Linked DNA regions of Mus musculus: regions 1, 2, 3, 4, 6 and 7 are each linked to region 5. Evidence: chromatin loops called from intact Hi-C (ENCODE). Cell type or tissue: left cerebral cortex. All regions are shown on one strand. Each heading gives the region's core, and the rest is flanking DNA. Links, peaks and the distances in the headings are about the cores only. Region 1 holds the start of Cnksr2 (connector enhancer of kinase suppressor of Ras 2). Region 2 has its middle 400 kb from the start of Rps6ka3. Region 3 overlaps Sms (spermine synthase). Region 4 has its middle 240 kb from the start of Cnksr2. Region 5 has its middle 330 kb from the start of Rps6ka3. Region 6 has its middle 350 kb from the start of Cnksr2. Region 7 overlaps Cnksr2 (connector enhancer of kinase suppressor of Ras 2).

Region 1 (4,556 bases), core at 188-4,187, 880 kb after region 5:
CCTGTGTTGGGGGAGAACTTGCCAAGCCATGCCAACTGAAGAAAGTGGTGTTCTGTATCTTATAAACTTGAGTTAGACAAAATGGGTACCGAAGGAACTGACATGATTTATTGACATTATTGAAATGATTATAGAAATAAAAGAAGTTGCTTGTTTACTCAATGTGACTGTTTAAGAATTATACCGAGGGGGGAAAAAAAACAAACCAGCTATAATGGTGGTAGAGCTTGCTACTAGACGCTCTAGAATTGTCATTGAAAGTGAAGCCTCATTTAGGCAAAATGTGTATTTCTAAACGTTGCATAGAAGCATGCATAGGTTTTTTGAAGCAAACAATATGTGAAACATTATGTTTGCAATTTGTCACTAACTTTAAGTCCTGTTATTACTCTTCCGTTCTTATATAAGAACGACTGAACACAAAATGACATCATGTAAAATAGATGTCGGGGACCTTGTGTTGAAGGAGGTGGCCGACAACTGAAGCAGAGCCTGGGAAGAGGCACGTGTGGGTTCTGGAGGCTGGAGCCTCTTGCAGTTGACATCTCTGACTTCCCGGGTTCCTTTTATCACCCAGGGTAGATCCGACAGCACGAGCCATCTAGTCTCCTATGGGCGTCTCTGGCTAGATCCTGACTCCCATCTGCGGAAGCCCACATCCCGTGTTCTCCGCAGGGTCCGGAGGAGTCACCTCGGGAGCCAACTCAGCAGCCGCGAGGGCGACAGAGAGAACAGTCAGGACTCCCATTGTCACCCCAGCAGTTCTGCGGCGTCCCCTCCCCCCTGGTGGCGAGGAGAGCTTGGGACAGGGGTGCTATAGTACCCTCCTCCGCCACCCCGGGTTGTCCGTTCAACTGGTGGGGCGACCCGTCTCGCTGACTCTCCTGGAAGGCCACTGGGAGCCACTCTCCTGCCGCCGCCGCACCTGACTGCCTAACTGACCCCGGGGCTGGGCGAGCCTCCAGCTGCAGCGGCTGGCTCCGGGGCTCCAGGCGCTGCCGCACACGCCCTCCCGGCGCGGCTCCGGCCGAGTGCGACCCCCGGGGCGGGAAGGCGGGAGCGCGAGCAGCCCACACCTGGCCCGCGAGTCTGCTAGAAGTCGGGCGGCGGCCACGCGCGCTGGCCCACGCACGCGCACAGGGCTCGCGCGCACCGGCTGCCGGCCCTGGGGGCGGGACCGCGCGGCGGCGAGCGGGGCGGGGGGCTCGTGGAGCGCGCGCCCCGCACCCGAGGGCTGCGGAGAGATATTTTGGGTGGCAGGAGGCCCCTCGTCATTTCCGCCGGGCGGCTCGTCGTGCCGGGGGCTCCACTCCCGCGCGCCAGGCGAGCGAGCGGGCAAGTTGGCTGCGACCGTGCGCCGGCGCCTCTTCCTTTCCCCGCCGCGACCTCGGCGGCTCGAGCCATGCACTGAAGCCCCTCGGGACGCTCACCCCGGGCTGAGCCGCGGACGCCGCAGCTGCGGCTGCCGCCTGGGCTGGGACCTAGCCGACCCCGGCGTCTTACCCCGGCCAGCTGGCCGGCCGTCGCCGCTCCCACCGCAGCCACCTCCGACGCTCCAGCCTTGGGACCGAAACACAAAAGCCACCCTCTCCGCGCCGCCCACCGCGGGAGGCTGCGGCCGGCCACCGACCCCACCTGAGGGCGCAGCGGGCTGCGGACTTGGCTTTCTGTCCGAGCTCCGCGTCCCACGCGGCACCGACCCCGCCGCCCATGGCTCTGATAATGGAACCGGTGAGCAAATGGTCTCCGAGTCAAGTAGTGGACTGGATGAAAGGTAATGCCCTCTGTGGGGAGAGCGAGGCGACACTGGGGCGCAGGGTCCCGGTACGAGGGAGGGGTGCCCGCTAGGGCATAACACGTCCTGGGAGCTTCCAACCAACTGCTGAGGGTCCTCCCTGGGGATGGACAGGGGTCCTCTGGCTCTGGCAGGGGCCCGGGGACCCTAGACTTCTTTTGTCTTCAGCTGGAGGGGCGCGGGGAGCAAGAGGGCGGCGGGCGCCACCTGGTTGAAGCTGGAAGCAGGGCGGTGGAATCCCCGCGCAGCTTCCCCGCTTCCCGCTTCCCTCGACGCCTTCGGGTTGAGAGGACGCGGCGACCCTGTTTCCAGGCTAAGGGAGGAGCCCGTGGGACCTATTCTCGTGGCTGCCCCTTCACCAGCCCCTTTGTTCCTGGAAACCCGAGGCCCCTTCTAGGTCTCGCCCTGCCAAGTGCCTTCCCCAGCGCCAACTCTCCTGGCAACTTTTAAGCCCGCATAATGGGGTCAGGATGCAGTCGCTCCAGTTGGAAGGTGGGAACCCCCTCCTCCATGCTGGGCTGAGGATGATCGGGAAGGGAGCGAGCTACTTTAGGGTAACATGCTTCCCTTAGGGCAGCATCCAAGCTAATATATGTGGGATCCCTCCTGTGCACCCCAGCATGTCCTTTGCTTTCCTAGGTTGAGGTCTGCGGTGGCTTTAAACCTCTCGCGGCTTCTTGTTAAGGGTCCAACATTGGGTTTAAAGTGATGCGCATTCAAGTATTCTCCTTTCTTCCATATTGAAGGCTCCCCCACACACACACCCGACAATTTCTAATGACCAGTTTCAAACCTTAGCCCTCCTCCTAGACGCAAATGTGGGCTTTTTCTCTAGTCTCCTGGCTTTCCTGTCTCACTATCTCCCTCTGTTGTCTGAGTTGAGGGGCTTGTTGGGGACCTCTCCAGTCATCCCCAGACTGAACTCTGCAAAGGGGATGCTTACATTGAAATAAAAGATTCTTGGACATGCTTGGAAAATATGAGAGTTTTGCTTGAGGTCGTACCCGAGCAGGCAAACTTAAGATATTCTTCAAGCCTTATCTGTGAAAATGCCCCTTTCAAAGAGGAAGGAGCCCCTTTCCTAAGGCTTGCTTAGCAGTCAGACTTTCTAAGCTCTATATACTCAAAGATGGAAGGGATTGAAGGTAGTAGGGAGAAATAAATTCTCCCCGAATCTTTCCCCCACCATTTCGGACATTTGCCTATTCTTCTAGGGTTTCTCTTTATGTGTTTTGCTTCCTTTTCTCCCTGATTTGCCCTGTTACTTCTCACTTACTTTGATTTTCTCATCTCATATGTAAGAAAAATGCTTTGTAACTGCGAAGCACACTGTAAGTGCAAGTGAATTGAATTAAACCTAATTCATTATTTATCCACTGCCCCTTGTGTGCAGTGCATTGGTTGCCATGGGGGTTATAAAGATGACTAAGACAAAGTCTAACAGTGCCTCATCTTTTCTGCTGCTTGTTCTCTTTCCATATTTGCTATTAAAATTCCAGCTTCCTGGATTCACACACACGCGCACACACACACACACACACACACACACACACACACACACGCCTCAGGAAAATTCTGTCTTTTCAGTTTCTTAGTCATGGATGACAGAGTAGTCACAGGAAGTAAGAATGTTGAATTAAAACGCTTTCTTTGAATTTCTCTGAAAGGTGAGTTTAGTTTGGGTCTGTTGCTGCAACAACATTCAGACTTATGGTGTCTTGGCTTCATGGGATTGCCTTCTAGAAATTCCCATGATGCCTGTAATGAGCACTGCATACTCCATCTTCTTTACCTCGTACCCAGTTACATGCTTGCGGCTTCCTTTCTCTCCACTGTTTTAGGTTCCCTGAAGCAAGCACAGCATATGATGTCCTTTAAAAATCTCTCCAGTGCAAAATGTAGTTTCTTTGAACTTTGGAAAAGATTATTTCCTGTAATTTTAACTTTACATGATATTTAAGTTGAATAACTTGTTTTTTGTACCTGTTGGTGACACATTTTATAGTTACCTAAGAAGATCAGTTAGGTAACCAAGATAGAATTTACATGCCTTTGTAGAACAAAAGACTGAATAAGACTAGGAGAGTATCTGCTTTAATTATCAAGTTCAGGTCCCAGTTAGCTGCTTAGTCCTAAACTGCTTATTGTTAAATTTTCTGTGATAGTCATATACATTTCAGATCCTATCAGAAAATGAGATTTCTAAAAATAGTTGGAGGAGATGAGAATTTCCTCAACTTGCTCTTTATAGTGTTACCTTAGTTAATTTTCTCTACTATTTTTCCCAGTAAACTTTAAAAAATGACATTTAAAAGATAGTTTTTCACTTTCCTCAGTAACAGAAATGTTGGAAAGACGACTACCAATTTAGCCTATAGCTTTGAGTTGATTAGACCTTGCTTAATGATTTTTAAATATATAGTGTTATAAAGTCAGTATTAAGGCATGAACAACATTTTATTGTTTGTTTGTTTGAAAAGGGATATCATATAGTACAGATTGGCCTTGAACTTCCTGTATAGCCAGTCATGACCTAGGATTTTGGATCCTGCTTTGTCCACTACCCCAGAATTGGGATTACAGGTATAAGCCACCACTCCTGGTTTTATACAGTGGTTGGGATCGAACTCAGGGCTTCTAGCATATTATCATGTTTCCTATAAGCATCAAGTGAGCCACATCCCCAGACCCTAAAACATGAGTAAGGCTCCTGAATAGTTGTAGCATTCTAGTTCTTCAGAGTGTGTTATTTGTATGACAC
Region 2 (4,556 bases), core at 373-4,372, 70 kb after region 5:
ACCTCAATCAGGATGATGCCCTCCAGGTTCATCCATTTGCCTAGGAATTTCATAAATTCATTCTTTTTAATAGCTAAGTAGTACTCCATTGTGTAAATGTACCACATTTTCTGTATCTATTCCTCTGTTGAGGGGCATCTGGGTTCTTTTCAGCTTCTGGCTATTATAAGTAAGGCTGCTATGAACATAGTGGAGCATGTGTCCTTCTTACTGGTTGGAACATCTTCTGGATATATGCCCAGGAGAAATATTGCGGGATCCTCCAGTAGTACCATGTCCAATTTTCTGAGGAACTGCCAGACTAATTTCCAGAGTGGTTGTACAAGCTTGCAATCCCACCAACAATGGAGGAGTGTTCCTCTTTCTCCACATCCTCCCTGCATCTGCTGTCACCTGAATTTTAGATCTTAGCCATTCTGACTGGTGTGATGTGGAATTGAAGTAGTTCTTAAGAAGTTCCTTTTAATTCTTTGATGATTTCATAATACATATGTACATAGTAAAATAAAACATGTTCATAGTCACCTGCCATTTCATCCCTCCCACTTCCCCTAGACCTGCCCTCCTCATGTCTACCTCCAAGCTTCATGTAATATTATTATTATTCTTTTCATTGTTATTAAATTCAGTTAATTTAGTGCTGTCCATATGTGCATGGGTGGGGAACATTTCATAGGAGCATCAGCAACTGCCAGTGGCTACACTTTCAAAGAAGGATCTTTCTCCCCTTGCAGCTATCAAGTGCTAGTAGTTCCTTAGTTAGAAGTAGGGCTTCATGAGTCCCACTGCTGAGATGGTATTTGCTTGCATCCTCAATGTTGAATTCCTTAAAGCTCCTCCTCAGAGAGCTATTGTATGGATGAAATGGTAGACTAGAAAATCTCTGCAAATCTGAAAGTGTGGAACAAGTGTTTTGAAAGATGGCAATTTTCAACCCTTCAAAGCTTTTAAATGAAATTTGCAACTTTCTGTGAATTTTTTGTCTTCCCTCCAAATTGAAAATAAGCTTGTCAAAAGTGAGGCATGCATTATTTGATCTGTAAATCTCTAATCTACAATGTTCATCATGAAAACCCTAAATTCCTTTCCTTAGCTGGTAGTTTTCTGCAAAGTACTATCCATATATCACATATGGGATATGACTGTTGGCTTCAAGAAAAGAAATCTGCTTCAGGCATGTTGCTAAGTGGAAAAATACACTTTAAAAGCATATACTTGGTTCTCTGAACAAAACTATCTTGGGTTTTAAGCACTGGTCTTCAACAAAACTGACAGGCAAGGAATGATTATTGAGCTGTTGGTCTGCTCTGTGCATCTGGACACACAGTGTTGAGTAAGCTGTCAATCCTCCCATCTCTCCAGGCTATTTTAGGGATGCTCATGGTGAGGTCATGCATATCCATTTCTGTAGTGTTCTCCCACTCTGCCCACTCACCATGTGTTCTGCTGCTGTGATATTTTTGCTCACTCTCATAGTACTCTCTCCCTCTTACCTTAATTCCCTCCCCCAGAGAAGAAAGTTAATTCTTCAAGTCCACTCCCCCTAAACTGAGAATGTGAGTGAGATTTGGAAGGACTGCTCACCCTGCTATTTTCCTTTCTTATCCGCTTCAGGTTCGTGTTGAAATGACTCAAGAGTAAACAGCTTGATATTCTTTAAAAACAATGCTTCAATGGAAGAAAAAAAATAGATCAATGGTAAAAGAATGACATTTGTTTCTCTATGACTTGTTTCTGCTGTTTCCCAACTTTCACATTTAATTCTACTGTCTTTCATGCAGTTTCAGGTCTGCAGAAAGATGTTTCTAAAGGAAAAGAAAATGACCAAGTCATACATTTAATAACAGTACAAGGCAGAACCTAAATACAAATATCTTTGCACTGGATTTAAATAATCTCTTTGTTGTCAGTGCAGCACCATGGGCATAGAAATGGCTTCCAGTCTCATCTCTCTCGTCTCCTGTGAATTAGCAAAACCACAACCCAGCTTTAAGGAATAGTTTTATTTTTAAGTCTTTGGCTCAGCTGTCCTTAAGTGATTTTATGTTATGTCTTATCCCGGTACTATTGCCTCTTTGACTCTATCTTTTGACAAATATACATAGCTAGACTTGTCGCTCAGTTGGAAGAATGCATTTGTGGTTTGCAAGAAGCCCCCAGCACTGCCTAAAACCAGATGCCCTGGCACAGGTTTGTAATTTGAATACCTGGGAGGTGGAGGTGGGAGAATCAAAGCAAGTTCAAGACCAACATAGGATACATGAGGCTTTACCTCATGAAATGTTTTATTTTGTTTTTTAATACTTACCCTCAACTCTAGATAGTTTCAGATGGTCTGAATCCAACTCTATTCTTTCACTTAAAGGTTGTTTAAAAATGATTACTACTCATGGGAAGTTACAAGAATGAGACAAATGTTCTGTGAACTCTTTAGCTTATCTAGCTAACAAAGGACACCCAGTAAATCTGGACATTTGGATAACTAATGGATACTTTTCAGTATAAGTATATCTAATCCGAAGCCTGAGACATAGCTATAATTATCACGTCATAAAGTAACCTGGAAGAATTCCTGCCTGTTCAGTGTAGAGAACAACTAGATACATACTTATATTCCTTTGTGCCCTTTTACTTTAAATATTTTCAGAACTGTTATTATATTTAATTCTGTTTTATGGAATATTTACATGTTTCAAATGTGAAGGTTACACCATTATAATTCCAGTGCTTATGATCTTTGAACAAACTGAGATTAGTTCATTTTAATTTTTTTTTCAAAAGATGTGATACTTTCCCCTAGGTACCACTCTTTTGTGGTTACTGCATAAAACAATTTTCTGCAACAGCATCATTTCAGAAAGATAGCCTTCACAACAGTATGGCTGTCTTTTACGTTGCTTTAAAACAAGCCACCTCATGTTTAACCTAGAGAAAAGCAGGATTCATGCTAATTAGCGTTCCAGTTCCTTTCATTTTGTACAGCACTAAAAATATTTCACAAAGTCCTTGAATGGAAAATCAACAGGGAGATTTGCAAATGTGATCCTAATTAAGGTGTTTGTGTTTTATTTTTAACAACACTGTATATAGGTTTTATGATTTGGAATTGGGAAAATAAGAATGAATTAATGCTTGTCTTTAAAAGGCAGTTTTGGGGGGGTATGAATGAATTACTTAATGTTCATTCAATTAAAGAACTTAAAGATGATTTGGTGTATAAGTCTTTTTTGGATACTTATGAATATGTAAAAATTTTGACAGGTTAAAAATTCAGAACTAATCAATACTTATTATGCCAACTTCAGTGTTACTTTTAGTGTTGGGAGGGAATACATGGTCTTATACAGGCTGGGTAAGTTCTACTGCCCATCCTAATGCATGCTTACTATAGAAATATTTGAAAGTCATAAAAAGTGAAAACACTATCTCTTTCCAAATTACTTTACCTAAAAGAAAATCATAGTTATTGTAGAGATAATTCTTTTTAATACTTTCCTATGTTTATTTAACACATTTGGGATTAAGTTAGGCACATATTCATATTTACTTTTTCCATTTAACATTAAAATATAAGCCCTTTGGTATAATATTAAGACTTTGTAAATCATTTATTGGCTATTTATCATTCTACTATTCAACTTGGAATTAAGATTTTTAAATCATGTTATCTCTTGATCCAATTGGTATAAAGCATATGCAAGAACTTAAAGGCACTTTAAAATATGATTATGCTCTTCCATAGAAAAGTTTTGGATTCTCGATCTTACAGCACAAGCAATTGCTATTCTATTCAGGAATTTTTCCCCGGTGCAATACCACTTCTGGGCATATATCCAGAAGATGCTCCAACTGGTAGGAAGGACACATGCTCCACTATGTTCATAGCAGCCTTATTTATAATAGCCAGAAGCTGAAAAGAACCCAGATGCCCCTCAACAGAGGAATGGATACAGAAAATATGGTACATTTACACAATGGAGTACTACTTAGCTATTAAAAAGAATGAATTTATGAAATTCCTAGGCAAATGGATGAACCTGGAGGGCATCATCCTGATTGAGGTAACACAATCACAAAAGAACTCACATGATATGTACTCACTGATAAGTGGATATTAGCCCAGAAACCTAGAATACCCAAGATATAAGATACAATTTGCAAAGCACATGAAACTGAAGAAGAACGAAGACCAAAGTGTGAATGAACTCTTTGATCCTTCTTAGAATTGGGAACAAAACACCCATTGAAGGAGTTACAGAGACAAAGTTTGGAGCTGAGATGAAAGGATGGACCATCTAGAGACTGCCATACCCGGGGTTCCATCCCATAATCAGCCTCCAAGTGCTGACACCATTGCGTACACTAGCAAGATTTTGCTGAAAGGACTCTGATATAGCTGTCTCTTGTGAGGCTATGCCGGGGCCTAGCAAACACAGAAGTGGATGCTCACAGTCAGCTATTGGATGGATCACAGGGCCCCCAATGGAGGAGCTAGAGAAAGTACCCAAGGAGCTAAAGGAATCTGCAACCCTATAGGTGGAACAACAATATGAACT
Region 3 (4,556 bases), core at 162-4,161, 1.4 Mb after region 5:
GTGAGTCAAAAGGCATTCCTCTTGGCATGGAAGTATTGGATGTGACTCAAGGGTGAGTCAAATGGCTGCGGAGCTTGAATGCATGTTCTCCTCCTCCTGTTTGTTGGTAATCCTTCCTAATGGAGCAGTTCCATGCTGTGATTTTAGTGGAATTAAACTGGAACTCCTTAGCCATGTTATTGTTTCAGTTCCGTCTAACCTAGTTACCAAGGCAAACTACCTGCAACCTAACCACTTAGAGAGTACTTAATCCGTCTGCCTGATGAAGGAACTCAGAAAATTGTTTTTTGCTAAAACAAATCTCATCTTTGGTCATCTTATAAGTGAAGTGTTGAATTCTGAGGAGTGTTGATCTCAGGAAACATGAGATTCCTTTTTTCTTTTTCCAGCTCAAACCCAACAAGGATAAATTAGTCCTGAGTATCTTGGGGACTGGTAGAGGACATACTCTTGTTCTGGTCCCAGCCCCTAATCAAGGCTCTGGGTATGTAGAGGGTAGGATGTGATATTTTCTCCTGGCTTGTTGGAGTAGAAGTATAAAAAATTTGATTTCATTGGTTATAACAGGTAGGAGTGAGTAGTCGACATAAGTGGGAGAACGTGCTGATTTTCAGTGAAAAAAAATATAGGTGTATTTTTACCCATTCAAATTGAAAGGCCCTTTGGGTTGGATTTACTGGCCCCTGAGTGAATGAATCCCTAGATGCTAATAGAGTGTGGCTTCGCCCACACCTTTATTTTACTTGGAGTGCCCCTACCAGGTCCAGGTTCTGCTTTAAAGTACACATTTGAAGCATGCTTGTGCGCCTTTGGCAGGCCTAGTCCACATTTTAAGTATCAATAAATTAGGCCCATTGAGATTTCCAGATTTGGGGAGGGAAGAGGAGCTTGTGCAGTGGAGCCTTGAACCCAAGATATTCTTGCAAACTGAATGATGGGACGACTCATGCCTCCCCTATCGTCTTTGAGATTGACAACCTTTATGTGAGATTACCTATTTGATTGCAAGGCCTTTGCTGCTGTCCTAATTGCCAAATCCCTTACTTTTTAAGGTAGTGATTGCCTATTGGGGTATTTTTTCCATGCCCCACAGTGTGAGGGAAATGTGGTGGTTTCTGGAGAAATGGGCTTGGAGACTTCAGCTTACCTAGCATACACAAGTCTTGTGTTGATTCCTCCCACCGTGCCTGCAATCCCAGCACTTACTAGGTGGAGCAAGAAGATTAGACTTTAATAGCCATCTTCTACTACATAGTGAGTTCAGCCTTGCATTCCTGAGACCCTGTCTCTAAATAAAACAAGACTGTAGCTATGCTATAGCTACTCTAATAAACACGTTAAAGATACCTAAAAAGGCCTACTAGAGCCCACAAATTTCAGTAGTGCCCACACCGGTAATTGCCCTAAATTCTGGCTAAAGGCATTTCAATTATTAGTATGATAAGCAAAACTCCTCAGGTCCTTCCTGGAAACATCTATTTTGCATGCAAATTGTTACGGAAGGCTCCACCTTCCCCCAAGGTGCTGGTTGTTTAGTGCTTGGCGATTACTTCCTGTTGAGCCTATGTAAATTTGTGGCTCTCCTAATTTGCCTGGGTGAACTACTTTCTGGTGGAGCCGTGCCTTCTTTGTGTGACTCCAGTAGCTAAAATAAATTGTCAAGCTTTAGCCATTCCTGATTATATTTAGCCATTTTCTGATTCACCAGCACCTCATCCTTTACATTTCTCCTCCACAAAGGATTTCTGCCTTTTTGGCTTTAACCTTAGAGCCTTGAGGGACTGATGACTGGGCAAGAAAGCTTTGGTTCTACCCTACGATGAACTTTCTTAAATGGTGTTTCTTAAATTTCCATCATAAACATCTTCCTTTGGGTTAATTCAGATGCTTGATTCCAGCACGCGGGACAGAATCTCTGGGGTTCAAGGCCAGCCTGGTCTACAGAGCTAGGTTTAGAATAGTCAGAAATGTTACTCAGAGACTGAGAAACACTGTCTTTGAAAAACAAAACAAATTAACAACAACAACAACAACAAGAATAAGAATAAGAGTTTTTACTGCTTTTTCAGAGGTTCAGAGTCCAGCAGCTTACAATTGCCTATGAGTGCAACTCTAGGGAATCCGACTCCCTCTTCTGGCCAGTGTTTGTAAAGGCACAGGATGATGATGTTGACGGCCACAGCAATAATATAAAAGAACCCAACACTAAACAGAAGGCAGTCCCTCCAACTGTATCAGAATTCTTTGACACACTTTATCCCAAGAACCTCCTCTGCCCTGTCCTTGACTCTTTCTGTGAGAGCACCTGCTCAGGGCACTCAAAATTCACTGCTCATCTGTTTTCAGGCTTCTATTTCTTGGCCACAGTCTCACCATTTGTCTCCATTGGCAGAAAGGCTGGATCATTTGATTCCTTTTCTCATTTACAAAACATCCTTGGGTCCTCAGTACCTTGTGGATGAATATAAACTCAGTTATCAGCCCAGAAGATCAATTCCTATCCAGTTCTTGCTTTTACTGAAATCCCTGCATCCAGCCTTTCACTTTGCTTTGGTGCTCCGGGTGTCTCAGAACTAAACAGCTTTGGAGGAAGACATTGATTCTACTTTGCTAGGTTTTCTACCATAAGTGAATTGTGTTTGAAATGATTCGTAGACTGCTTGGAAGAGGGCCATGATTAGAATCTGCCTTTCTTTGACTTGTCTGATTTGCTTTGTTGCAACTTTTTTGTTGTTATTTAAATCAACTTCTCTTTCCTCTGGATTTGTAGAATATTCTTCTGTAGCATTGATCATTCTCAAGATGGTGGTGCATGCCTTTGATCCCAGCAGAGGCAGGCAGATCTCTGAGTTCGAGGCCAGCCTGGTCTACAGAGTGAGTTCCAGGACAGCCAGGGCTACACAGAGAAACCCTGTCTCGAAAAACAAAACAACAACAACAAAAAATGACTTCAGCCATAATAACCCTGTTGCTGGGAATTTATTTTGTGGGCTTACAATTAAAATTTTGATCAAAGTGTATTGTATGAAACATTTTTAAAAAGGCAAAATGCTTCTACATGATCTCAATTTCTTTCTTTTTAAAAAAAGATTTTATTTATTTTATATATGTGAGTACACTGTTGCTGTCTTCAGACACACCAGAAGAGGGCATCAGATCCCATTACAGATGGTTGAGAGCCACCATGTGGTTGCTGGGAATTGAACTCAGGGCCTCAGGAAGAGCAGTCAGTGAGTGCTCTTAACTGCTGAACCATTTCTCTAGCCCTGATCTCCATTTAAGCTGATGGAGGTAGCACATGGTAAAGTCAATTTGTACTTTATATCAAGACACCTCTATTAGCTTTCATTGGATGCTTTTCTCTTGTTTTAAATGCTTTGGGAGGTACACTTGCTGCTGAAAACGTAGAACCAAGGCACTGACAACCCCTTCCTCCCCTCTCAATAGAGGAAAGGTACTTTTTCAAGTCAACTAAAGCCCCGTATGAGCCACTGAAAAGGAGTTTCCAGTCGAAGAACTGGTAGGCAATTTGTCTTGTTTGTTTTGAGAAAATAGAGTCAGTTTGGATTTTGCATTGGCGGAATTACCAGTTTGGAATCTTCTCATCTCCTCTGCATACAATTAAAATCTGTATTTGAATTGGCAGCTCCTTAGGAGTTGAGGCTAAGGCCCTGAGGCCTTTGGTAACTTTGATCTTGGTACTTTTGTTTTTGGATTTGCTGTCTTAAAGAATAGTGATGCCCATCTTTAATTTAATCGCAACCCCCTAACCTATCTACACTAAACTAATCCTTGTAGCTAAGGATTCATTTATTAAACTACTGGACATTTGCAAGAGTGTGGTACCTGTGATCTGCAGACATGGGAGATACTGAGGTAGGGGGATCCCAAGTTCATGCCAAGTAAGGCATCATTAAAAGATATTGCCTGTGGTTGTATGTTTAAAAATTGTCCAGTATGGCTATGAGTGACTTGACTTTTTGGAGTCAGTAATTATTCTGGGTGTTTAATCTACCATTTCACTACAATTGTAACCCAAAACTGCTGGTGAGCCCTGCAGCTCTACCCACCATTTCATGGTAGTTCAATTACAAGCTTGCTTCTTTTGAAAAGTGAAGAAAAGTCAACTTTGAGTCTGCAAACCAAGGATGTAAATCATGCACAACTGCTCTTTTAAACCCTTAACAACTAGGCATTTCCATACTCACTCAGGAAGAAATTCTGCTACCCTATGGTGTGATGGGCCTGGATTTCATTAAAACAATAGTGTCATGTGTCGTCTTGGAGAAGTCATTGAGGACAAGGCTATACTAGTAATCAAGCCCCAAACCCAAATGAGGCAATAGCTTTTCTAGATTCACTGAGAATCTTAGCTGTGTAGTTTAACAAATGCATCTCAATGCTTTCCTCTCCATAAAGGCATTAATGATAGCCACATCGTGCTGTTGGGTGGGATCATCAATAAAATGCTTGGAAGATCATCAAGTGAGACATAAACTACTTAACACTAATTACAATCTTTAGGACTAAATACTTTGGAAGTGTGCTAGCTATTA
Region 4 (4,556 bases), core at 192-4,191, 640 kb after region 5:
GTGGAGTGGAAAAACTGAAAGAGAATTAGTTTTTACGGTTGGAATACGATTTCTTATACCTAATTTTCTCAGGATGTACATACCTCAAAGGATGGTGATATATATATATATATATATATATATATATATATATATATATATATATATATATATATATATGTATGTATGTATACACACACACACACACACACACACATATATATATATATATATATATATATATTTGAGCTTTAGGGTGAAAAGTACTTTTTTGTTTTTAAAACATTATTGTCTTATCATTAAAACATGTGTTCAGTACTTCACTAGAGTTTGGAACTAGCCATTAATTCATTATGCTGAAGATGCTAATTATGCTATGCATTGCTCCATCCCTGTCTCTGTCCACTTTCCTGAAAATTCTACCTTATCCTCCCAAGACTGGTATCTCTCTCATGTTCCTTTCTTATCCTCCTTAACCCATCATCCTAGAATACTTTCCTCTTCTATGATAATCCATAAGCATGACATCCGTCCTCAGAACTGTGGCAATAAAAATGAGTGTGTGTGTGTGTTGTATGTTGCACTCCAGATTTCTAAATACTACTAACATTTCTGGTTTTATGGATTTTAGTTTGAACTAAAAAAAAAAAAGATCATCGCATCCAATTTGGTTTACTACTCCAGAAGACTTGCCCCCCTCCCTCTTTGGATTACAAGGCACCTCTACATGGTGCTCAGTTCTCTCTCCATCAGGTAGGCACCATCCACACCCTGTTCAGTGACTAGCAAGTAGAATTCAAAAGAAAAACATTATGATTGGTAGTACAGTGAGTTTTTAATCTAGAAATGTTTCTTTAACTCCTCAACAGAAACAAAATACCTATGATGTTTTTTTCTTCCTTTAAATTACCATGTGCCAAAGGTTCATGGCATAAAACCAGAAGTCATCTTATAACCTTGAAGGGAACCAACATATATTACATTAAACACCTGCTTCTCTGACTTAAAAAACAAATTGCAAAAATAAATGAAGCCTTTTCCCTTTAAGTGTTGTTGACTGTTGTGTCACAGTTATTAATAAGTACAATGTTGCTTAAGGCCAGTTGGTTTAAGTTTTCTCTTACTTGCAGCCTTTACCATTAAAATGGATATGAAGATGCAGCTCCTATCAAAAACTGATACTTGCCATGGTCCCTGTGAACATATATCACAATGACACTGCTTGTTTTCTTCTGGTTTTCAAAATTGCCTTAAGAAAATATCTATGATTGGGTATAAAATAGAGAAGCTAATGCAGGAAGTTTATAAACTTTTAAAATAGTGAGAATTTCCTGCCTTGCTCTATCAGTTTTACCCCTCTCAAATTTTTTTTCTTATTCCAATGCCTTTTTCATTTCTCCCACACAACTGAATTTTAGGTTCACTTCTAGGCTAATTTATCTCCAGGTTTTGTTTTTTGCTTTTTTTTTTTTTAACTAGCAAAGGTTTACTTGCCAAGAGACTGTTGCTAGCTGTAGCAAACATGGCATGGTCAACAGATAGTTTTGAGGAAACCTGGAAACAGGGTTGACAGTTGGGAAAGGCGAAGAAGAATAAAGCACAACTCAGCCAAAATTCCATGTAACATCTGAGCTTTCCCTCTTACAGAGTCATTTTTACTAGCAAAGAATGCAATTCAGAGCTAAAATTTCAGCAAAAAACAAAAAGTACAGAAGATCTGAGGAAATTATTTGAGACTTACTGATTTTGTAAAACTTGTCCTTAGAGGAACAAGTCATTCTTGGTAAGAAAAATATTTATAATTGAGTCATTTCTTAATCTCTACAAATCTATTTCAATTCAGAAAGCATTCAATGGGAGCCTCTCATCAGCTCAGTCCTGCACTGAATGGTTGGTTTGAACATAGAAATATGAAACAAAACAACACTGTTCTCTGTGCTAAAACAGCTCACACCTGGCTCCGATTCTAGCTAAAAAGTGCTAAATCGACATATAAATAAGGCTTTTTTGAAAGCAACAAGGGTAGATATCCAGTGCTAACTGGAGTGCCTGGGGACATCACACAAAATAGGATTTGAACTATATCATAAAGGATGAGGAAGATTCATAGAGAAGAAGAGACCCCAGATGAGAAGATTGGAGTGCAAAAAAAAAAAAATGACACTTCCAAATTGACAATGGAGCATACAACTTGTATGCTCTTTACGACTTTCTCTTTGAATGTTAGCTAAACAGCAAGATTCATTTGCTTATCTTCCTTTCCCTGACCTGCCAGGTGTTAGAATTTCTCCATCTTTGGCTATTGTTCAGCTCGCCTCAGTTTGAGCACTACAATTTTAGGCATAACTTCTGCTCTTTGTGTGACAGTTCTTGCATAAAACACATTCTCAATGCTTTCTGTGGTATTCTTGATGCAAGGAACAGATGGCAGAATCTAAAGTCATTTCTCTTTATAGACCATTCAAGATGTAAGTGGTGGACCTGGATGCTGTGGAATAGGATGCTTACAGATCTTTTATGCTGTTTTCATTTCAATTGTTTGATTGTCTTTAAGAAGCAGCAACCATTCCTCATATATGTATTTAAATAGTAGAAATTTATCTTTATTTTCAATCCTTCCTTAACTATGCAGATTTTGAATAGAATTGCTTGATTTAACTTTGTAACACAAATATAACACCCATGTTATAGTATCCTTTGACATTTGTTCAGTGTTGGCCTCATACATCCTAGTCTCTTTATCACACAGTAGACATATGTGAAGCTCTCTATTCTATGTTTTCTCTAAGAAATACAACAGTGACTATAAATAAATAAAATAGTGACTATAAGTAAAGTCACAATAAAGTGACTATAAAGAAAGGTTATTAAGTGTATAAAACCAACTGTTATTTGGATGATATACTGAGAGTTCAACTACTTGGTAACAGTAATCCTTAGTAACTCACTGCAGCTTGTTTTATATTAATCCTATAGTATTTAATATACAGATATTAATACTCAATTATTTTATAATATTTTTATTGATTCTTTGAGAATTTCATACATTGTGTTTTCATCATACTCATATCCTTCCCATCTCTTACTACATCCATCCTCCATCCCATAGTGATCATATTTTGTGTCCATTTAACTTTGTAAACAAATAAATATATATATATATATGTATATGTATATGTATATGTATATGTATATGTATATGTATATGTATATGTATATGTATATGTATATGTATATGTATATATACACACACACACACATATTTTAAAAATCCCTCAAGTCCAATTAGTGCTGCCTATATACTCTTGGGTGTGTGACCTTCTACTATAGTGTGCTACCAATCAGGGGCTGTGCACTCAAAGAAAATGACTGATCTCCCAGCAACTTTCAAATGCCTATAGCTCCTAAGGTGGAACTTCATGCTCACCTTCCTCCTCCGTGCTAAAATTTTATCTGACTTGAGCTTGCACAGGTCTTGTGCATACTGATATAGTGACTGGGTTTTTATGTGCAACTGCACTATCTTGTTCAAAAAACAGAGTCTTTGTAGTTGTCCAGTGCTTCTGGGCTCTTGCAATCTTTTTGGCCCCCTCTTGTACAATGATCTCTGACCACTGGGAGCAGGGTGTGTGGTAGAGATGTCTCATTAGGACTGAGAACTGCATAGTACTCAATTCCCCAAAATTCTTAAATTGTATGTAAGAAACATAACAATTAAGCACAGAATAAATGATGCTATACTAACAATACTCATTATACATACAGCGCTGCATTAATAATGCAGCCTGAAAAATAAAAGAAATCCTCACAGAGGAAAGCTTATTGGCATTGTCTACAGAAATAAAGAGGATTATCTGGAAGACAGAGGCATAAAAGATCTTGAATAAAAGGAGTACCACATAAAAAAAGAATGAGGGCAAATAGTGGTTTTAGGTCATTTTAAGAATCACAAGAATTTTGATGTTGCTTAAACCTAAAGTAAATGTGAAAGAATGGCAGGAAGTACAGAGGTGTAGACAAAAACAACACCAAAAAGTTGCTGGCTAAATACAAATGTCTTTTACCCATTCTAAGATATGTGATACTTAATCTGTTGATCAATAATAACAGATTTTGTTTATTTTTGTAAAGATTTATTTATTTATTTTATGTACATGAGTACATTGTAGCTGTACGGATGGTTGTGAGTCATCATGTGGCTGGGGGAATCGAACTCAGGACCTCTGCTCACTGTGGCCCCACTTGCTCAGGCCCAGAGATTTATTTATTATTATATGTAAGTACATTGTAGCTGTCTTCAGACACACCAGAAGAGGGTGTCAGATCTCATTACAGAGGGCTGTGAGCCACCATGTGGTTGATGGGATTTGAATTCAGGACCTTCAGAAGAGCAGTCAGTATTCTTGACTGCTCAGCCATCTCTCCAGCCCCACATTTTATTTATTTTGAAAAGAATAGGCTTATGTAGTGGGATATGCTAATTTTTTTAATTTCCTAGGTTTCTGTTGTTTTGTCTCCCTTTTCATTTCTGATCGTGTCAATTTGGATACTGCCTCTGTGCCCTCTGGTTAGACTGG
Region 5 (4,556 bases), core at 362-4,361:
GCTGCTTAATCACGGCTATCAGCATCGCCTCAAGCTGAATGTGCATCCATCGAAGGCAAAACACAGCCCAGTGCAGAAGTGCAACAACCTACTTTAAGATCTGCACACATCACGTGCGATGAAAACGGATTTCGTTTCTAGGCTCTTCCCCCACCTTTAAAAAAAATTCTCCCTTATCACGATTCCTTTCTAGGTGGAGGAGGTTCCACCTGCCCACTCACTGCGTAAACCAAATCTGTGCCTGAAAATTAGACTCCTTCCAGTGTGGTCAGAATCAGGTAACAACAGCTGAATTCAGTTCACCCCATGCCTTCTTTGCTTTCCACTGAGCAGTGAAGTGTGAAGGCTTATCTAAGGAGCAGGAAGGGAGAATTTGGGTTACCCATTTGTGTGTGTGTGTGTGTGTGTGTGTGTGTGTGTGTGTGTGTGACAGGGTTGTCCTGCTTTGTGCCCATTAGTCATTAAACGCATACTGCCCAGGCAGTAAAACAAAAGCTATTCTCGGATAAGTACGAGGCTTAATAAAGAGTTGAAGGAATTTCAAAGAAGGAAAAATGTTTCTGTATTCCCTGGGGGCTACATGGTCTCTGCTGAGTATTTTGATTTGGGGGTACATGGACGTAAAACCTAGCAGATTGTATTCTATACCTGCGTGCTCGCTGGCAGGCACAAAATGTACGCTGTTAACTACAGACGTCTGGGTTTGCTTCTCCCGAGGGGCTGATGGAAGATTCACCAGCACGTGGGTGAAGCAGCAGCCTTGTGATCTGGCTTCCCAGCCTCCGAGCCGCCTTCCAGCTGCCTTATGTAATGTGATCTGTTTGCTGATGGGAGCCTGATTAGTTTCTGGGTGGGAACTGCAAAACCTGTGCACAGTCCCCGTGAGTGCTAGACTCCGCCAGCCTAGTTGAGTTTGTATTTGTCAGGCAAGCAAGGGGTTAAATGGAGCCACACTAAGGGTATGCACGTGGGTGCACAGGGAGGCCAGGAATGGTGTGGATGAGTGATAGAGGCAGTTGAAGTAGTCCGAATAAGAGCAGCATGTGGGTGGTGGAGAGGGAGAAAGAAAAGCCGGGGAAGGGCTTTAGGGAGGAAAAGCAGTCGCCACCAAGCAGCTAACCGTAGATCATTGGCATGCATTCCTTATCAAATGAGAGCAGGACACAGAGACTGAAATCAAGCTGAGCAGAATTTCTAATAGAACTGGCTGACCTTTCAAACGAAGTACTTAAGTAAAGATGGGCAGCACATGGCAGGACTTTTTACAAGGAGGCAAAAAGTGGGCAGCTCAGAGTTTCAGGTGTACTGTATTTAAACAACACATCTCATTGGTTTTGAGTCAAAATACTTTAAAAGTACCCCTCAAGCCACATTTAGTGCCTCAAGCCTGTAATCGTAGCACTCGAGAGGTCGAGGCAGGAGGACTGGTGGTAGTGTGCAGCCAGCTTGGGCTATATAGTGAATTTCAGGCCAACCTAAATTATACCAGGAGACCCTGTCCCTCCAGGTAACTTTATTTGCTCTGGAATTCTTTTTATCGTCCCAAGTTGAGGGGACTGCATGCTGTTTTGGTAGGAGTTTAATATAAATAGCCAAAGTTTTTTTTACACTGTTATCCTTTGAGAGTTGTTTTATTTTCACATTTCTATAAATATGTTCAGCAACAAGGTTTTTGGAGAGCTCCCCAAGAATTTCGCTTGTGAAAGTCTCCATGAGAATTAAAAACAAGTCCCTGTGGGTTCTCCATAACCGCTAACTTTAAGACTAAAAAGTTACATTAATGAGTTCTCTATAAATCTTCTCTCCGTCGATAAAAAATTCTTTTTGGTATGGTAATTTTGTTTACTTCTCTCAAGAGTCAGTCATAATCAAACTTGACCAGCAGGGGGCGAGCGTTCACAGAAAATGCAAGTAGTCCCTGCTCTGGCTGATTTGCCGGATGGAAGAAACAGGTTTTATTCTGAGGTATTTTCAGTTCAAATTCAAGTTCTAGAACTTTGATTTATTATTAGCTTCTCTTACTTGGGGAGAAGGGAGGAGAGAAAAACAGGTCTGTCTGCTACCCGTGTGTTCTACCCCCAACTTTAGGGAAGGGCTCAGAAACCGCAAGTTTTCAGTAGAGTCAAACAGGCTGGATCGTGCATGAATCTGAGAACACAGGCTCCAGTTTTCCTAAAATGACAAATCGCCTCCCGTTACTCAAGAAATCACAAAAGATTCACACCCACCCTTTCTTCCCCCGAGCTTTGTCCTTCTGCGAGTGATTTGCAGTCCCAGACAAGTATTATATAATGATGAGGCAGAGAAGCCTGAAGCTTAGTCTTACTGCTTCTTTCGCAGAAAAGACATTTAAAAAGAAAAAAAGAAAAACGATTATAACACCATCTTAAATGTTTCCGAGACAAACGTTTCTGCCAAGTGTTGGAAGAGTGGGGCATTAGTGTATTAGTTGTGTCCATTTGCCATGGTCCAAGGGAGCAGTTTGAAGGGAAAGATGGAAAGATACAACTTGCGGGTGAGTGGGAAAGGGCCTGCAGTTCCAGGACATCTGGCTCTGATCCCGGCTGATTTAGCTGGCTGAGTATTCTTGAATTCCTTCCCTTCCTGGTCTTCAGTTTTACAAGCTGCAAATGATGACACAATGCCTTCCAATCTAACATGTTACCCTTCTCTCTAGAATAAATGTAGATGACATTGTTTATTTGACTTCTTTCCAAGAACACAGCAACATTCGACAACCAAGACAACATTGTTCAGGATATTATGGTATTTCAAAAATCCCCAAAGTACTTTGTATTTCACATTTCTGCAAACAGTGTCACTATTTATCAACAATTTCCTTAGTGTTTTTATAGCAATTATTGTCTGAGTAATTCTCTCTGGGGAATCCTAGTTAGGTACTGTGTGGTATGGAAAAGCCTTCAATTTTTTTTTTCTTTTTTTTCTTTTTGCTTCTTTTCTTTCTTTTCTTTTTGGGGGATGGTGGTGGGGAGACAGGGTTTTGCTGAGTAGCTCAGGGTGGTCTTCATGCCTCTACCTCTTGAATGATGTGATTATAGGTCTGTGCTACTCTGTCCCCAGCAGAGCTTTTGATCCCTACGATGCAAGCATCTTTGGGGATTACAGTGAGACTTCAGTGACTTGATGTTAAGCACACAGTAAGCTGGGATATAGGAGCTCTTCAGTACTATTAGTGCTGTTAGTGTTTGTCAGCACTGCTAAAAGATCCAATGCACACAGTTGATTAAAAGGGGTTCATTTTTTTTTAAACCTCAAAGACCAATACAATATTTAGCTCTTTTGTTCACATATTTACTAACTGAGGAACTTCAGAATTTCAAAAAATCTGCAGGGGGATTTTTTTCCCCCCAGAGACACTATCCTGTCTTGGAAAAATCATCTTATTAAGGTGAAATTCTGTGGTTGTTGGCATAGCTTTGCAGCCTACAGGGGCAGTGTGAGGAAGCTTTCATTGTCCAGGCCAGAGAAAACAAAACATGACTGAAAAATGATCAAAATAACAACAGCAGCAGAAATGTAGGCTTAGGTTTAGATCACAGATCTGCCTTTTATTTGCTGTGTGACCTTGGAAATATTGCCCCTTCTATTATTTCTTATGTCTCTTTTAGTGCGTGTTGCTCAGCTGAAGGGAGAAAAGAGAGACTTACTGACAAAAACCAGTGAGAGGCAACACCAATACCACGCAGCTCTGCTAAACTTAGCCCACAGGGTGAAGCAGCCTGATTGAGCATGTGTGTCCCAGGGATGGGGCTTTCTGTTTTTAGCCCTCTGACCATATGCATATGCAAATGCAAAGAAAGCCCTGGTGCCCTGCTCACTGCCTCCAGTACTCAGTTTAAATTGCTGCAGGATGCTTTCTTTAAACACCTGTGACTCTGCCTGACTCCTTCTCTGTCGGAGGGATATGGCTAGCTCATAATCAGAGCAAATTCAGTGTGTGACATTTAATGTTTCTCTTGCCACAACAAAACAGCTTTCAACTGATGCAGGTTCCAGTGTGGGTGAAGAAAAAAAAATTCTCTCTCTCTCTCTTTATTTTTTATTTCTTATTATTTTTTTTGTTTGGGGTTTGGTTTGCCAGTTGGGTAGATTCTGAGTTGTATATCAGGCCTGCCTGGAAAAATGTGACCCCTAGCAGTCATGCAGATTGGATCCATTCTAATGCCCCAGTGTTCTAACAGTTGTCAGAAACATTTGCCTCAGAAACATTTAAGACAGAAAATCATCTTGCTCTCCTCTTCTCATCCCTACTGGTATGGCCGGGGGAATCAGAATTCTGATCATTGTTTGTGTGCCTTCTGGGGTACCCTGCCTAGGGTTCTGTTTCAAAATCAATATGTGATTTTTCTGCACATAGAACATGGGCTATGATGCCATGAAGATCTAGGTCTGAACCTGGGAATCACCAGTTTTCTGCTTTCTAGTTTGGGTCAAATTCTTGAACATATCTAAGACTCAATCTGCATACTCACCAATGAAGCATGAACTGAAATCTAGTCGGCCTGATGGAATAACTGAATTCAGTGAAGTGCCTG
Region 6 (4,556 bases), core at 340-4,339, 530 kb after region 5:
GTGTTTTCCTGTGTTTCTTTATGGGAATTATTTACATTCTCTTTAAAGGCCTCTATCATCTTTCTGAGATGGGATTTAAGGGAACAGTCTTGCTCTTCAGTTGTATTAATATATCCAGGGCTTGCTGTAGTAGTAGAGCTGGATTCTGATGGTGGCATATTACACTGGCTTCCATTAATTACATTCTTTAGCTGGCCTTTAGTTATCTAGTTTCTCTGGTGTTAGTTGGTCTGAGTTTTATGTGTTAGATTATGTCTCCCAAGAGTCAGATGCAGCTGTATGTCTACAGTTTGAGCAGGCCTCCTATGAGGCAAGTAGGGCTGTGGGTACAACTGCTGTTAGAACTTGCTGGGTTAGAATCTGCCTCTTGGGAGGCAGGCAGAGTTGTGGGATGGGGCATAGTGCAGTGTTTACAACTGCAGCTGGGGTAGGTGTAGACCAAAAGGAAGATGGAGCTCCTACCAGACAGGCAAAACTCATGGCTGCTAGTTTTGCTGGGGTTCCTGCTGGTGGGGATATTGGGGCATGGTTGTCAGGGTGTTGCACTTGTGTGTGTCTGGTTATAGCTTGCCTCTTGGGAGGCAGGTAAAGCTGTGGTGTGGGGCACTGAGAACTGCTCCATCAAATCTAAGATTTTTAATAAGTATAATTGAAGGGTAATAGAATAAAAATGTAACTAGAAAGTTGAAAGTGAGCTCATTTCATCAAAAACAATAAGAACTATTTCTAGATGGTCTTAAGTTGAAAGTGGTTAGGTCCTCCAAAAACATCTGGAATGTCCTGGAAGACAAAGAGCTAATGTCTGTTTTAAATGTCAGTACTGGAAATGGTTTGAGAATCTGGTAAGTTTGAAAGAAATTAAGAACATGGCAGGGTATGCTAATTACACAAACTTTTAATGAGATAGCCAAGTTGGTGTCAAAGATGCTGCCTCAGAGAATACCTAAGATAGAGCAAAATGGCAGGAAAGGGTCAGAGGTGAGTGAGAAGCCAAGAGAGGAGTTTCAAGAGTCAGAAAGTCTTGGAAGTTCAGCTAATCATTTAGTAATCACCAAACCAGATTGACTTTATTTAAATCCAGACCAATAACAGCTTAGTAATAATGCATGGGTATTTATAGACTATTCCATTATTAGCCTTCAGCAATCAGCAAAGGTAAGTTAAATAAAAGAAAGCATAGCATAAATACATGAATGGAATCATTAGTATAAACTACAGTCTACCAGACGTTGTGCAGGTATTTTAGGTCTACAAGCTGTACTTTTTATGAGTCTAGTCTGACATCTATTCTTTGAATGGTTCTAGTAAACATGTATCAAAATAGACACTGTATTGTACCATCCAATTTTTCTTAATAAAGAAATTCATGCCTCAGTTGCTGAGAGTGCTGTCAATGGAGACAGCTGACAGTTGGCCCTTTAGTGTTTGTCTAAGCTTCTCAAGGTCATGCTTACCCCCACCCCCCAAGAGATATATTCTAATGACTAAAATAGATGAGCACATAAAAGTCTGATTATCTTGGTCTATCTTTTGATCCATGGCATTCATACTGCTTAGTTAACAGTTTCATTTCTACCTGAAGCTACTTCTTTCCTCGGTCTTCTACATAATACTTCTTAAGAAACCTTTCCTGAACCAAAATGCTTCCCAATGTTTGCCTCCCAGGAAAATCTCTCTGTGACCGCATGCATTCTACATCAATTAACTCTCTGCAAGTTTTAGACAAATGCATTCATCTCAGCAGCTTAAACACGGGCCTATTGAAATCTCACATTCTTGAAGTTTTAAGGTTGGAATGTTTTAGGACTAGTTCAGTCTCAGATTCCCAGGATTTTTCTCTTCCTGTTCTGCTATCCTCAGCATGGTGGCTTTCTGACTGATCTCGGTACTTTTCATAGTCACAAGATAGCATCACATGTTGGAGTGAAAATATCCTGCAGAAGAAAATAATACTTACACTTCTCATGTGGATCTTTTTTAAGAGCCAGACACCCTTCCTCAGAAGCCATCTGGCCAACCTTTCCTTAGTTACTGGCCAGAGCTGATGCTCACATTTCTCTCCAAACCAGACGCTGAAAAGGAAATGAGATATTTGAGATTTTCAGATACCATTTAGAATCTGCTCCTGAACCCTTTGGAGGATAGATATAGCCCTAAAAAATTCAGAGTAACTATATCGTCACAATCCTACAATGTGTTTATTCAACATTTTCCTTCCAAGCAAATCATTTTATATAACCTAAAATCTAGGTTAGGTAGCTGGAGGGAACTGTTATTTTTATATAAAGCACCTGGATGGGCCTTCTGTGAATCTTCTTGCAAGGACAATGAAATGACGTGTTTTGGCCACAGGGTGTTTTATGCATGTTCTTGTTTTCTAACCACCAGTGAACTGAGCACTGGACATATGTGTATTTTCACTAGGGTTTGAATTTAGTAAAAAGCAGCATTACCTCATATCCTGAGTTAATTTCATTGACTTGGAAAACACAGAGATGCCCAATTTCAAAATCAACCAGCCACAACAGGACAAATACTGTATGATTCTACTCCTATGAGATACCTGGAGTAGTGGCTTTTCTAGAGATGGAATTAGAATGGGGTTTCTGGCACTGGGGTGGGACAATTAATTGAGAATTGACTGTTTAATTGGTTTAGATTTTAATTTTGGAAGATTTAAAAAAATCTGTGGGTGGATGATAATAGTTGTGTAATGATGTGATGGTACTTAAACACTGATGAATTGTACTCTTAAATGGTGGAAGCAGTAAAACTTATGTACATTTTAACATGATTAGAAGAAGCAGAAACTGGGGATATATAGCTCAGTGATAGATCACTTGACTAAAATTCTCAAGGCCCTGGATTTGACCTCCTGGACTTGGGGAAAAATATTCTTAGGGAATGCCTGTGGAAAGAAGACTCCAATAGCTTGAATCTCTGACAATTTTTAAAAATTAAAGTATAATTACACCTTTTCCTTCCTCTATTTTTATCCTCCACCCCTTGCACTTCTTCCCACATTCATGGCTTTTTTTCTTCAATTGTCATTGCTGAATGCACACACATATACATATACACATACACATACACACACATACACATACATAAATATATAAATATAACATCAACCAGCTGAATGTATTTAGTGTTGTTTGCATATATGTGACTTCGGAGCTGACCATTAGTATTGAGTAACCAATTAAGAGTCTCATCCCTTGAAGTTTCTCTTTATGCATACAGCGACCATTATAAAGCCACAGCTGGTCAAAATTTTCATCACCTACTGGAATTCTTTGATGTATAAATACCTGCTTCCAACATAGTATATTATATTATCCTTGTAAAATGTCTTTGAGAATCCTTTAAAAGTTTTATTTTATTTTATTTTATTTTATTTTATTTTATTTTATGTCTTTCAGTATTTGCCTACATGCGTGTATATGCACCACATGCCTGGTGCCCAAAGAGCTCAAAAGAAGGTGTCAGATACCCTGGAACTTGAGTTAATGGTGGGTGTGTCCCACAGTGTGGGGGTTGGGAATCAAACTCAGGTCCTCTGCCAGATAAACAAGTCCTGTTAATCATTGATTTTAACCCTAATATTAAATGGTTGTGGCTCTAGTTCATCCTGTAGCAAAATTTGTTCTAAAGAGCGGTTTGAATTGAAATGGTTAACTCTTCCTAAACATTGATGGTCTTAATAAAGAGTGAGCCATTTTAGTTAAAAAAAATAAAATGCTTAACTACTTTTCTAATTATGTCTTATCTATGGAATCATTGGTGCCATTTTCTGAATTGTGAGATTAATAAACTGTGTATGGGGCAAAGTGATCATGATTGGCTGTGTATATTAATGAATTTTAATATATTGATTACAAATTCCATAAATCCCATCCGTAACCAAAGTGTGTCACTATAATAAATGCCAGCTTATCTCTTGCTAAGAAAAGACCCACTGAAATATTTTTAGCGACTTAAAGCTTGAGCTAACTGTCCATTTATTGATGTTTAACAAATTTACTGTAGGGAGAGACTATATTAGGTAAATTACAAGGACATTTTTCAACTTTATGATTCTGTGGTATGCTGGATTTCTGAAAATGACTCATTCACAAAGCATGTAGAGATGCATACTAAGGAGATTGCCAAACGATTGGGGTTCTTATCAATACATTATTTCTCACCATCCTTAAATTCAGATGTCACTATTGTGAAGCCAAATGTCTCCAACAGCCACCCTGTAGACCGCCTGACATGTGATCTGCATAGGAGATTCCATTGCTGCCCATCCATATCCTTTTTGTATTCAGGCCTCAGAGCAATAATATCATACTGAAAGTACATAGAATCTTCTGTTTGATGATTTACCCCCGCAAGGCATATATGAGTATATATATATATCATCTCTTTCATGTGGCAGGCTGAAAGTGCCAAATAGTTAAAATTTCTACTCGTCCCCAATAATAATTGAAAATGAGGAGCAGATGGCTTAGCTTCCTTTTTCCTTGAGTAGATGACTCTGAGTTGTCCTTTACCCTATATCCTAGGGCTTC
Region 7 (4,556 bases), core at 162-4,161, 980 kb after region 5:
TCCAAAGTTATAAAACTCAAAACAAATTTTATAGTACTGACTGTCCAATAAAAGCAAAAAGGGACAATGTACACATTGCCAAGGTTAACCTGCAACATCACCAGGAATGGCAGGTGACAATGGGGATGGGGTAGGTTTCATTAGCTACATAATAGCTATTGAGATTATTAAATTGAAAGTCATGATATCAAAAGAACTTTATTTAATCAAGTCTCATCTAACTTACAATAAATATCCCCAAACTGCATAAATACTGGTGCAAACAAATTAGATATGCTAAGAAGAAGCCATAAAATTTTTCATATAACTGTTAAATTGAAAATATATGATACTTTGAGAGAAAGAAATTGTATTCATATAACCATTATGTCAGTTTTTATTAGGTATTTTAATCTTGTTTAATTTATAAATGAAAATTCATCATACTTATGGTTGTATAAGTAAAATAATACATAGGACATACAGTGTTTGATCCTGTTCTTACTTGCAGATATACCCTAGGCTTTTAGAACACATCTGCATGAGCCTTTGCAAAAGTAATTCATATTTTAAAATATAAACACTTTTCAATGCATAATATTGAGTATTTTATTTTTTTCTTCATCTCCTCTTTAAGTTATTTTCATAGCATAATGTGTACAGTAAAAAATGAGCTAATACAACATTAGATTAAATTAGATTTTTGGGGAATCAGAATTAAATTTTCTTACTAATTTGCACCAGAAGCATGGGAAACAATAGACATATGAAGTGAGCCACAGTTAACTCATGGGCTTTAGGGACAATTTATTTCTCTATGACTATATTGTCCCGAGAGAGAGATCTTTTTTTTTTTAACTTAACACAGGTTTGTATCAGCTTTTTAGAATAGACATAAACTTAAAATGGTAAAAACCAAACATCTAAATAGTTTGGAAAGTGTCGTTCAAAGACAAAGAAAAATAAATTAGAAGTTAAGATGGGTGGTAGAAAGACTTTCTGTTTGCCTTGTATTTTCTTTGCAGCCCTATAGAGTAAGTATTAATTTTCTCAGTCAGAAAGTAAGAAAAGAACCATGGATTCTTTAATAATTATTTTGTATCAAATAATAACCAGGCAAGAATTTATGAGGTAAATCTAAATAAAATATATCTGACATTTTTTAAAAAATATCTTTTTTGGGGGGGAGGGGTGTTTATTTTAGCTCACTGTCCAAGTTCTTCATGGCAGGAGATGGAGGAGGCAGGATATTGAGGCCACTAGTCATATTACATTCACAATCAAGAAGCAAAAAAACCAAGGAGTGCTAGTACTCAATTCATTTACTCAATGTTTGATATACAGCCAAGATTCCTGCTGAGGGAATGAACCCCTGACCGTTAAGATAGTCTCCTCCAGTCGCATCACTTGATCTAGTAGAAATCGTACCTAGCAGACTCCCTCAGAGGCTACCCTTAGTCTGGCTGTTTGTGCACAGGTGTGTGCGCGCAGATGCTTCTCTTCTGAGTGACCCTAGATCCTGTCACACTGACAAAAGATGAACTCTCCAATCAATCTTTCTTTAGAGAAAAGAAATCCCAAATTCTTATATTTATCTCCCCCTTCCCAGTTAATGGTATTAGCTGTTTTTGTAGCTGTCTATGATAAGAAAAATTTTTAAAAATCCGAGGCTTCCTTCAATATTTTATATCTAATTATTTCAAAAGTCTTCATCCGAAACAGTTTTACAGCCTATTTCTTCAATCTTGTCAATATGTTTTAGATCAAGCTTTCATCAAATTTCTCCTGTCTTATTACAGGAAGCATAACTATTCAGCCCCATGACCTCCTTTCCTATCTCCACTGGACTCATTTCTTGCAGCATCTGTGGAGGGTGGATCTAAGAATAAAAGTAAAAAGTAGGCCCAATGATGTCAGGGATTCCCAAGTTCTCAACCTAACAGCACATACACAGAACGTCGCTCATATCCAAATTTGGAATTACTAAATGTAGGTATGAGCAGCTTAAAAGGATATTTCTAAATGTGAAGTTGCTTAAAGAACCTCATATGTGAAGAACGGTGAGAATATATCAACTGAATTGATATTTCGCAGGGAGAGAAAAAATCTAAAATGTTGAATATAAATGGAAAGAATTAAGGGTGACTCTTATGATTCATATCAAATTTGCAAAAGATTAGAGGCTTTATATGAGTTATTCAAGATGCTATTTTAAAATGCACTCACTTTTGAATAACCTTCATATGTCATATTTAAAATAAATCAGTTTGAAAATTTGACTAACAAGCAGTTGCTTAAATATATAAAATGCAAAGGCATGGGAAAGACTGCAAATAAGTGTGCTCAGTTGTAATTAAGTCATGATTTGCTTAAAAACACAATACTTAGAAAATTAAAAGCTGTAGAAATGAGATCTTTTAGAACAATTGAAATATGGATGACAGAAGAGAGATAATGAGTTGAACAGAGGGACCTATAGGCATCATTGGAGAAACTTCTTGGCTCCAGGCTTCTTTATCTGGTGAGCTGTATGATCTCCAAATATGCCTTATTTTACCATCTTGATTATGAGGCTTTGGCTATTATTGCTTAACTGGTGTTTGGAGATTAAATGAAGCAAAGATCATTTGAGCAAGCTGAGTAGGGGAGAAGGGGCTGTTCAAAATTAACTCCTAATGGAAAACAAAACAAAAATGACAGAGATGGTTTGAATGAAATGCAAAGCCAGTAGTCATCGCATTTTCAGAAAAAAAAAATGATATTTGAATGACAAATTTCTTTACCTCTAAACAGGGTCAGTCATAGCTACACCACATAGACTTCATTAAATAAATGTAACATACTTAAAACAACCCCTGGCACATTGTAATAAGTATTAGTGAGGATGGATGGATGGATGGATGGATGGATGGATGGATGGATGGATGGATGGATAGATGGATGGATGGATGGATGGATGGATGGATGGATGGGTGGATGGATGGGTGGATGGATGAATGGGTGGGTGGGTGGATGGATTTTGGAGGATGATGGTGATGATTTGTTTTTCTAGTCGAAATAATGGTTTGTTGGGGGCTTTGCTGCCTTTCCCACTTTATTTTCTCACAATCTTTTAATGTACAAAACTAAAACAAAATAGTAATATTTACCTTTTACAAATATTGTTTTAGTCCTTTTATTAATTTTTTATTAGCTAAGGTAGAAGCATTAGCACCAATCATTTTCTTTGATTTTTTTTTTACTTTTTTAAAGATTTATTTGTTTTATGTATGTGAGTATACCGTAGCTGTCCTCAGTCACATCAGAAGAGGGCATTGGATCCCATTACAGATGGTTGTGAGCCATCACGTGGTTGCTGGGAAGTGAACTCAGGACCTTTGGAAGAGCAGTCAGTGCACTTAACCACTGAGCTATCTCTTCAGCCCTTCTTTGATGTTTTTAATATTATTTGCTTCCCAATAAGTAATGAGATGAATATAAACTCAAAACTGCATATGACATACACAGTCACCAACATAAGGTTGAAGATTGCCATATTGTTATGGCCATATTTTTCCATAAATACTTTTGTTTGGGTTATTTATTTTATATTAAACTGTGAAATTTCATTTAAGAAACTGTAGTTCACTGGTAAACAACCTTCTTTTAAAGTAACATTAATTTCATTTCCCATTTAGTGCTTTGCTCAGCAGTTTTCAGAACTATTAGCTTTTCATATATGACATTTGGAAATGACTTTAAAATTGAAGGAACTACCTTGTCATTTTCTTGGTCATTCCAAACCATTAACTTTTCTGCTTCATTTTTCTTTTATCTTTTCACTGAAATCACAGGGATATTTGGGTATCTCATTATATAGTAAACATAAAAGTATGAGAAAATAATATAGAAATTGATTTCATTGTATAATTTTAAATGTATACTTTTCTGCAGATATTGTGTTGGTTATTGTTAAATCTCTTGTATATCAGACAAGGAATAAGAAAATATAAAATACTACAAATACTACAAAATAAAGGAGGAAAATGCAGAATGCTACAATATAAAAAAAGAAAGTTTATATAAGTAAGATTTTATTACTGTTTCACCTCCAGCTAATTACAGATAAAAGCTAATTGCAGATAGAATATTTCTATTGATGGCTACTTTAAATTGTAAAATTATAGCAGTATAATAGGTGACTAAAACATATACACAAATTTGCCACGTAATGTTAGTATGAATTTTAGAAAATTAAGCTATGTTTAGTATATTGAAATACTGTGCTGAATTTTATGTCTTTATGGCAATTTCACTTTTCAAGTAGTTACTTGATTGAGTATAAGCTTCTTTAGATAGCCTTAAGAAACCAGAACATTCACACATAGTAATTATTTTTTTACTAGTTTTAACTCAGCATTATTATCTCATGAATAAAATTATATTATGCTTGAAAATGAGTCAGTTGCTTCCCTTTTACTGACCCTGTCTTTTTCTTAGGGTATGTATATTAAATCCACATATGATGGCCTCCATGTAATTACCGGGACCACAGAAAATGTAAGTATGAAAACAATTAAGTTGGCATTTGTGTGCAT

What was found. Peaks named below come from ENCODE experiments on the same cell type or tissue, not always from the same donor. Only the 100,000 strongest peaks of a DNase experiment are listed, where the experiment ranks them.
Region 1: it touches region 5 in a loop (17-fold over the local background); 9 of 42 quality-filtered maps call a loop at or near these places.
Region 2: it touches region 5 in a loop (8-fold over the local background); 5 of 42 quality-filtered maps call a loop at or near these places.
Region 3: it touches region 5 in a loop (6-fold over the local background); 2 of 42 quality-filtered maps call a loop at or near these places.
Region 4: it touches region 5 in a loop (3-fold over the local background); 2 of 42 quality-filtered maps call a loop at or near these places.
Region 6: a loop joins it to region 5, with 16 times the contacts of the local background. A loop is called at or near these places in 2 of 42 quality-filtered maps.
Region 7: a loop joins it to region 5, with 4 times the contacts of the local background. A loop is called at or near these places in 20 of 42 quality-filtered maps.

What each region holds. Positions count from the first base shown.
Region 1 is chrX:158,039,995-158,044,550 of GRCm38, reverse strand. It overlaps Cnksr2 (connector enhancer of kinase suppressor of Ras 2), which reads left to right and starts at 1,354. Exons shown (of 22, transcript NM_177751.3): 1 at 1,354-1,774. The coding sequence starts at 1,711. In left cerebral cortex, for the core only: CTCF peaks have their summits at 812 (motif pointing left), 2,006 and 2,660; DNase peaks (open chromatin) are centred at 1,149, 1,746, 2,015, 2,463 and 1 more place; H3K4me3 peaks cover 3,678 bases; H3K27ac peaks cover 3,609 bases.
Region 2 is chrX:158,849,340-158,853,895 of GRCm38, reverse strand. No RefSeq gene overlaps it. Among named protein-coding and RNA genes, the nearest start is that of Rps6ka3, 400 kb to the left of the region's middle. In left cerebral cortex, for the core only: no CTCF peak of the experiment used is centred there; DNase peaks (open chromatin) are centred at 881, 1,408, 1,957, 2,918 and 1 more place; H3K27ac peaks cover 2,328 bases.
Region 3 is chrX:157,484,537-157,489,092 of GRCm38, reverse strand. All of the region lies in intron 1 of Sms (spermine synthase), which reads left to right. Among named protein-coding and RNA genes, the nearest start is that of Sms, 5.5 kb to the left of the region's middle. In left cerebral cortex, for the core only: CTCF peaks have their summits at 2,127 (motif pointing left) and 3,093; DNase peaks (open chromatin) are centred at 1,616 and 2,125.
Region 4 is chrX:158,282,355-158,286,910 of GRCm38, reverse strand. No RefSeq gene overlaps it. Among named protein-coding and RNA genes, the nearest start is that of Cnksr2, 240 kb to the right of the region's middle. In left cerebral cortex, for the core only: no CTCF peak of the experiment used is centred there; DNase peaks (open chromatin) are centred at 1,604, 1,946 and 2,374; H3K27ac peaks cover 934 bases.
Region 5 is chrX:158,919,642-158,924,197 of GRCm38, reverse strand. No RefSeq gene overlaps it. Among named protein-coding and RNA genes, the nearest start is that of Rps6ka3, 330 kb to the left of the region's middle. In left cerebral cortex, for the core only: a CTCF peak has its summit at 1,881 (motif pointing right); DNase peaks (open chromatin) are centred at 2,519, 3,098, 3,764, 4,254 and 3 more places; H3K27ac peaks cover 3,835 bases.
Region 6 is chrX:158,392,157-158,396,712 of GRCm38, reverse strand. No RefSeq gene overlaps it. Among named protein-coding and RNA genes, the nearest start is that of Cnksr2, 350 kb to the right of the region's middle. In left cerebral cortex, for the core only: no CTCF peak of the experiment used is centred there; DNase peaks (open chromatin) are centred at 1,985 and 2,296; H3K27ac peaks cover 874 bases.
Region 7 is chrX:157,939,958-157,944,513 of GRCm38, reverse strand. It overlaps Cnksr2 (connector enhancer of kinase suppressor of Ras 2), which reads left to right. Exons shown (of 22, transcript NM_177751.3): 7 at 4,459-4,518. Among named protein-coding and RNA genes, the nearest start is that of Cnksr2, 100 kb to the left of the region's middle. In left cerebral cortex, for the core only: no CTCF peak of the experiment used is centred there; a DNase peak (open chromatin) is centred at 1,882.